2 separate regions of the Homo sapiens genome follow, and region 2 is linked to region 1. Evidence: read pairs that join two places in POLR2A ChIA-PET (ENCODE). Cell type or tissue: Panc1. All regions are shown on one strand. Each heading gives the region's core, and the rest is flanking DNA. Links, peaks and the distances in the headings are about the cores only.

Evidence for each region. ChIA-PET counts read pairs that join two places held together with the same protein. Peaks named below come from ENCODE experiments on the same cell type or tissue, not always from the same donor. Only the 100,000 strongest peaks of a DNase experiment are listed, where the experiment ranks them.
Region 2: POLR2A ChIA-PET joins it to region 1 with 10 read pairs; 2 of 35 experiments call an interaction of 5 or more read pairs at or near these places.

Annotation. Positions count from the first base shown.
Region 1 is chr4:174,213,823-174,216,636 of GRCh38, forward strand. The region is part of intron 1 of LINC02268 (long intergenic non-protein coding RNA 2268); the gene reads right to left. Among named protein-coding and RNA genes, the nearest start is that of LINC02268, 5.2 kb to the right of the region's middle. RefSeq lists enhancers at 484-543, 654-1,314. In Panc1, for the core only: no CTCF peak of the experiment used is centred there; no DNase peak of the experiment used is centred there; H3K4me3 peaks cover 457 bases.
Region 2 is chr4:173,053,737-173,056,550 of GRCh38, forward strand. No RefSeq gene overlaps it. Among named protein-coding and RNA genes, the nearest start is that of GALNT7, 110 kb to the right of the region's middle. In Panc1, for the core only: no CTCF peak of the experiment used is centred there; no DNase peak of the experiment used is centred there; H3K27ac peaks cover 1,499 bases.

The DNA of each region.
Region 1 (2,814 bases), core at 212-2,711:
CCGGTGTTCGGTTCCCGTGGCCCTCTCCTTGGCTCCCGGTCACCGTCCTCACACCCCCTGGCCCCAGTTACTGACGGAAGCCATGTGCAGCTGCCATAATGTGTATAAAAGAATCTCTCCCTGGCGTTGGTTTCTTCTCTTCTTGGAATGCTTTTGGCAGATCCTCCGCGTTTTCCGGGTCTCTTGGGAGTCTGAACATGCATTTTCCTTTATTTCAGACAGGATTCCGAGTGTTAACTAGATTGTGCCCTCCCCACTACCTATCCTGCCCATCTTCCTTCTCAGCCGTCGGGTGCGGGAGGAACGCCCTTGCCAACCTCAGCCTTTTTGATCTTCCGCGGGCAGAGACTCATCAGAGCCAGGAGGACTGTAACTACCCCCGGGGCGTGTACCGCCGAAGCCTGAAGAGGCTGGTTGGGCCAAAATAGCAGTCGCTGCAGGCACCAGTTTCAGCCCGTCACCTGAGTGCCGGTTCCTGTGGGCGCGCCAGTCTCGCAGGCAGCGCGCCCAAGCTCGCGGATCGCCCTCTCACATTTTTAGAAGCCAAGAAAAGCACTTTTGAAATTCACTCCTTCGACCGTGGGCAGAGGAGCAGGTGGGCGCCGAGCCCTAGCTGAGGGTGGGGGGTCGCGGAGGAGAGGAACTGGAAAATGGGAAATAGGTGTCTGCTGACCTAGAGTTCTTCGGCTTTGATTTTAAGCGGCAGTGAGGCTGGGTGGTTTCGCCCCCCTCATCCCCTCGGTCGCTGGCGCAGATTGATCCTGGAGCTAGTTACGGGTGTTAAACTGGTACGCGGGTGGGGCAATTCATTAGGCAAGAAATGGATTAGTTGTTTATTATCTATAAACATTCCAACCACAGCAACCAATCATAAAACCGCGGAAGGGCCTGTAAAGTAAAGCAGCAGCGAAGCCTCCATGTGGGCAGCTCAGGCTTAGCGATTGTTCCCGGGTGATAAAGGGTCGATTAGGGAAGTAGAGCTAGGAAGGTGGGGGCGGGGGAGCGGGCGATAATTAAGCGAGTCGTCAGGAAATTGCTTTCTAGATGGGGATCATGATGCCTCTAACTTGAACGGGGCAGGAGAAATATTGGGGTGATTTGGAAGACGGTGATAAGGGAAAGCACAAAATAAGGATTGGAGGGCCGCAGTGAGGTCATTAGTGAAGCTGATGCCGGAGATAAAAGCTGTTGATTAATTGAGGGGAGCAATTTAGTCTTTGGTTTCTTGGTAAAATGCTTAGTCACTAACCATGAAAGCGGCCTAATAATATTTTATGGGGGTGGGGAGGAGTTTAAAACTGGCATCTTTCTAGTAGCAGAAATTCACCTTTGAGTATGGCTTTTTAAAATTCCTCTTTGGAATAAAACGTTTTCTAATAAGAGTTAGTCTCAAAAAAAAGTTAATATTAGGTTGGTGCAAAAGTAATTGCGGTTTCTGCCATTACTTTCAAATGACACAAACCGCATTTACTTTTGCACCAACTTAATACTTTTTCTTTTTTAAGTATAAAGCTTTTGTTTTTAACAAAATAACTATTTGGTTTCTTTGGGGTTTCGTAAAACAAACTTTAAACTCATTGCATATTTGACATTTTACTATATTAGAAAGTGATGAAATAATTATGCTGGTTTTCGAATAACTAATTCAAGTATACTGTTTTCACTTTGATTCAGAACCTATTACTCAGAAAACAAGTTAGTGGCAAAGTTCTTAATCGTTTAATAAATATATTGGTTTGGAAATTTATTAGAACTAAGATGTAGAATATAGTAATATACACACGTTAGAGGTTTCCTTTCTCAAATTAAAAAAAAAATGGTAATTTAAGTGTAACCGTCCAAAAACGGGCATGAGGCATAAATGAAAAGTTTGATAAATTATTTTTTAAAACCTTCTTATGGAATTTCTTAGATCAAGATAAAGAGCGTTACCTGCATCCCAGAAATTCCTCTCCTGCAAGATGTTTTTTAAAATCAATTTATTAGATTTTTGTTTTGGGGATGTTTATGTTTAAATAATTGCTCATCAAGTGCTTGGATTTCTTTTCAGGACGAGTATTGTAGATTTTCCTCCCTTGGGGACTACTTGCCTAAAAATAAAATGATTCGAGCATTTTGAAGAAGGAACAAAAACAGCCTCCACATCCTTTTTTTTTTTTTTTTTTTTCCTGCCTCTGGCAGCCCACACTCCTTCCCCCAGCTTTCTTTATTCCATATGAGAGACATAACAAACAAACGATTACATGTTGAAAAACACATCTGAAAACAGAAAGGTCACGTTACTACCGAGTCCTGGGGAACATTAATCTGATGTTTGGAAAACAGTTGACAGTTGAAGGTTGGAGTTTCTCTTTTCAACTCCTGGACAGAGAGAGAGAAAGAGAGACAGAGAGAGAGAGAGAGTTGAATGAAAAAAAGAAGGGAAGAGACCACTTTGTGGCCTTTTCACTTCAGGAATAATTGAGGGACTGCCAAATTTCTAACCCAGATTTAAAAATGCAAACACATTCACAAAGAGGACTAACGATTTGAAATGGCTCAAGTTGGCATTGACTCTAAGTGAGAAGGTGTGTGTGTGTGTGTGTGTGTGTGTGTTGTCTTAAAATAATTAATGTGAATAGCGAAAAGTAATCACGATAACATCAAGCCCTGCATGCCTGAGGGGAGAGTTTGCTGGACAAAAAACAGTCCCTTTACTAATAGCTTGTGAGAAGGTGAAAGTTGATTGCCTGACCACTCGTCTCTCTCCAGCGTTTCTCTAAGTCCGAGCCCCCATCTCTCCCAGTCCTCCCGGCTCAGCGAGGAATTCCTTTT
Region 2 (2,814 bases), core at 114-2,613, 1.2 Mb before region 1:
TCTGATAGACTTACCTGATAAATGTGCCCCATCTTCAGAATGTAGGACGAGCTGTGTTTGTTCAATTTTACTGCATCCTGAGACAAATGAAATTGGGGAAAAGCTGCTATGAAATGAAGCTATTTTCTACAGAGTTTGTTCTTGACAAGCTATATTGCAGCCCCAGCCATAATAAAGAGACAATGACTCATCTGGTGTATAGCAAAACAATGAAAATAAACAAACAAAAACAAATATAAAGTTCCTAAATGTTATTCCAGCAATAGACCTGTAAAGAGATATCAGTTAATCTAAAATATGTATATATTAGATGCTTAACATTTTTTGTTGGATGCATGAATGGATAGCAGGAATAATGCCTACTTCAACGCACTACTTTCAATATTTCCCATAATTCAACCTAGAAAATGAAAAGCAGAGAGAGAAAGAGATAGATAAAATAAGAAGAGAGGGAGAATGAGAGAGGAAGAAAAGTAACCGAGAGTAAATGAAAGTCTTCACTCAAAATCATAAGGAATGTATCTTAACTGAATATTTTGATTGATATGATGCATTGTTTTATAATTGCTGCTCCAAGGAAAAAATTGAGGCATGAGGAAAATATACCCCATTGGGCAGTGGGCAGGAAAAAAAAATCTCTGTCAAAGAGCACAAATCTTATTTACAATGGACCTTTAATGACTCTAAGCTGCTTTAACTCCCATGTAGTTCCCCCATTGGAAGAAGATTATAAAAGACTGCTCTCCTCTTTCCCAGCTCACACTGATGTTTTTACCCCATTCAAAATGAGTATGGTAATGGCATTCACTAAGGATTATCAACATTTGAGAAAAATAAAAAAGATCCAATACAAGCTGAGAAGAATACAAATTATCTATGGAGCTTCCATTGATGGAAATGGCAAGTATAGATATTAATATATTACATGAGTCATTCGTGGTAGACATTCATCTTAATGGCTTAGACCTCAATAAAGCTAAGGCAGAGGGACCCATTGTATAATAGTTTTAGGACTCTTCACTGCTAATGGAACAAGCTCTAACCCTTTCCAAAGGAGCCTGGAGCACCAGAATCGCGGAGAGAGAAAAAACAGTGGAAGCTGTGTATGATTTCCCAGTATACTCACATTTATCCACTTATGAGCAGGAATCTGTGATCTGAAAGCTTTCCAGAGTGAAATGATTTCTAAAACTAAGCAACAAGAAATGCATGAAACTGAGAAAGGAGACAAGTCTAAGGTGAACATTGGGCTATAACACAATCATAAAAGGCTTCAGAAATAACTGAAGAAGGCTGACTGTTCTTGACCTATAACTTTACCTCATTTTGCTTGTACTGCTGAATCGCATAAATGGAAAATAAGCAAAAGCAGTGGTTGTTGTAATTACTTTCATAATGGTGACGATTTTGACTTGATGTGAATTAATATTCTTAAACTTCTTCAAGGTACATTGCATTTGGCCAATTCTTCTTATTCTAAATCACCACAAAAGAACAAGGCTTACCATACATCTTAACAAAGCTGGTTTTTGTTTTTGTTTCTAATTCCTAAGGTCATCAACTCTAATTTTACAGAAGTTAAGCTTTGTTCTAATTGGCTATATAATCAGGGGTAAGTAACCTAATTTCTATAATTGAGGGTATTTATTCCTACATTGCACTGTACATTGTTCCTTACAAGTAGAAGACTATGTGATTTTGTAGTAATAATAAAGTCAAAAAGGGTGTCCATGTTAAGCTATGAGAATTCAATCTGGAGAACATGGAGCATATTTTCCCTCACTTGGAGGGCTAGGGTAAGAGTAATTATTGGCAATGTTGGACTGAACAAACAGTACACTCCGTAAAAAATGAGATGGCCAACATTATTAATTGCATAAGATATTGGCTCATTCATTCATCAAACGTTTATTGGTTGACACTAACCATGCAAGTTTACAAAAACCTGCAATACAGCTTCATGGCAAAGCTTTCTCCTATGAAGCTTTTTACATAATAAAATTCAGGGAGAAAAATAGTCAAATGTATACTCAGTAAACCTTGCCAGAAGGCTGAAAATCTGTTTCCCAATTGAAAAACCACAGCCAGATATCATGTATAAAGGAAAGTCATTCATAGTAATCTTACTCTCCCTTTACTATTGTTTTTTAATAGATGACTGAAGATTACTGAGAGAATAAGATAAAAAGAAAAAGACAGAAAATATTGAATATGTTTGAAGTCTTTAACCCTTATAAAATAAAAATATCCAATCATCTTCACTACAGGAAGGAAACTAGGAATATACATCTTTGGGAGTAAAAGACACCTCCCCTTCCTTTTCCTAAATAGTCCCTTCTGGCTCAATTAGCTGATAGAGGAGAGCTATTTCACCCTTGAAATCCTAACAAGGTGGCATGGGAAGGGCAGCAGTGCTCCATTCCTTGTTGGGCCCACCCCTGGATCTTGATCAGGGATTAGGGGTGTCACAGTTAATTCATTCATAACATATAAAGCTCCAAAGTTTCTACATTTTTAACTGAGCTAAAGGAATTTAAATTTTTCCTAAAATAATATCATTTTCACTCCCTTGTACTCTGTTATGCTTTCTCAGTAGCACGAGAAGGGATTAGAGTTACAGTTAGTCCTGAGAATTGAGGATAACCCTGGTTCTGATGATAGGACAACATCAGACACGTGAAGGCCACCCATCATTGTCACAAGGGAACAACACAGAACAGATACCTCAGGGAATTCCTGGTGATTTAGTCACCCACCTTTCCCCGCTTTGCCTCTTGGGATCTCTGAGCTCTAATGGTGGAGAAAAGGGAAAGA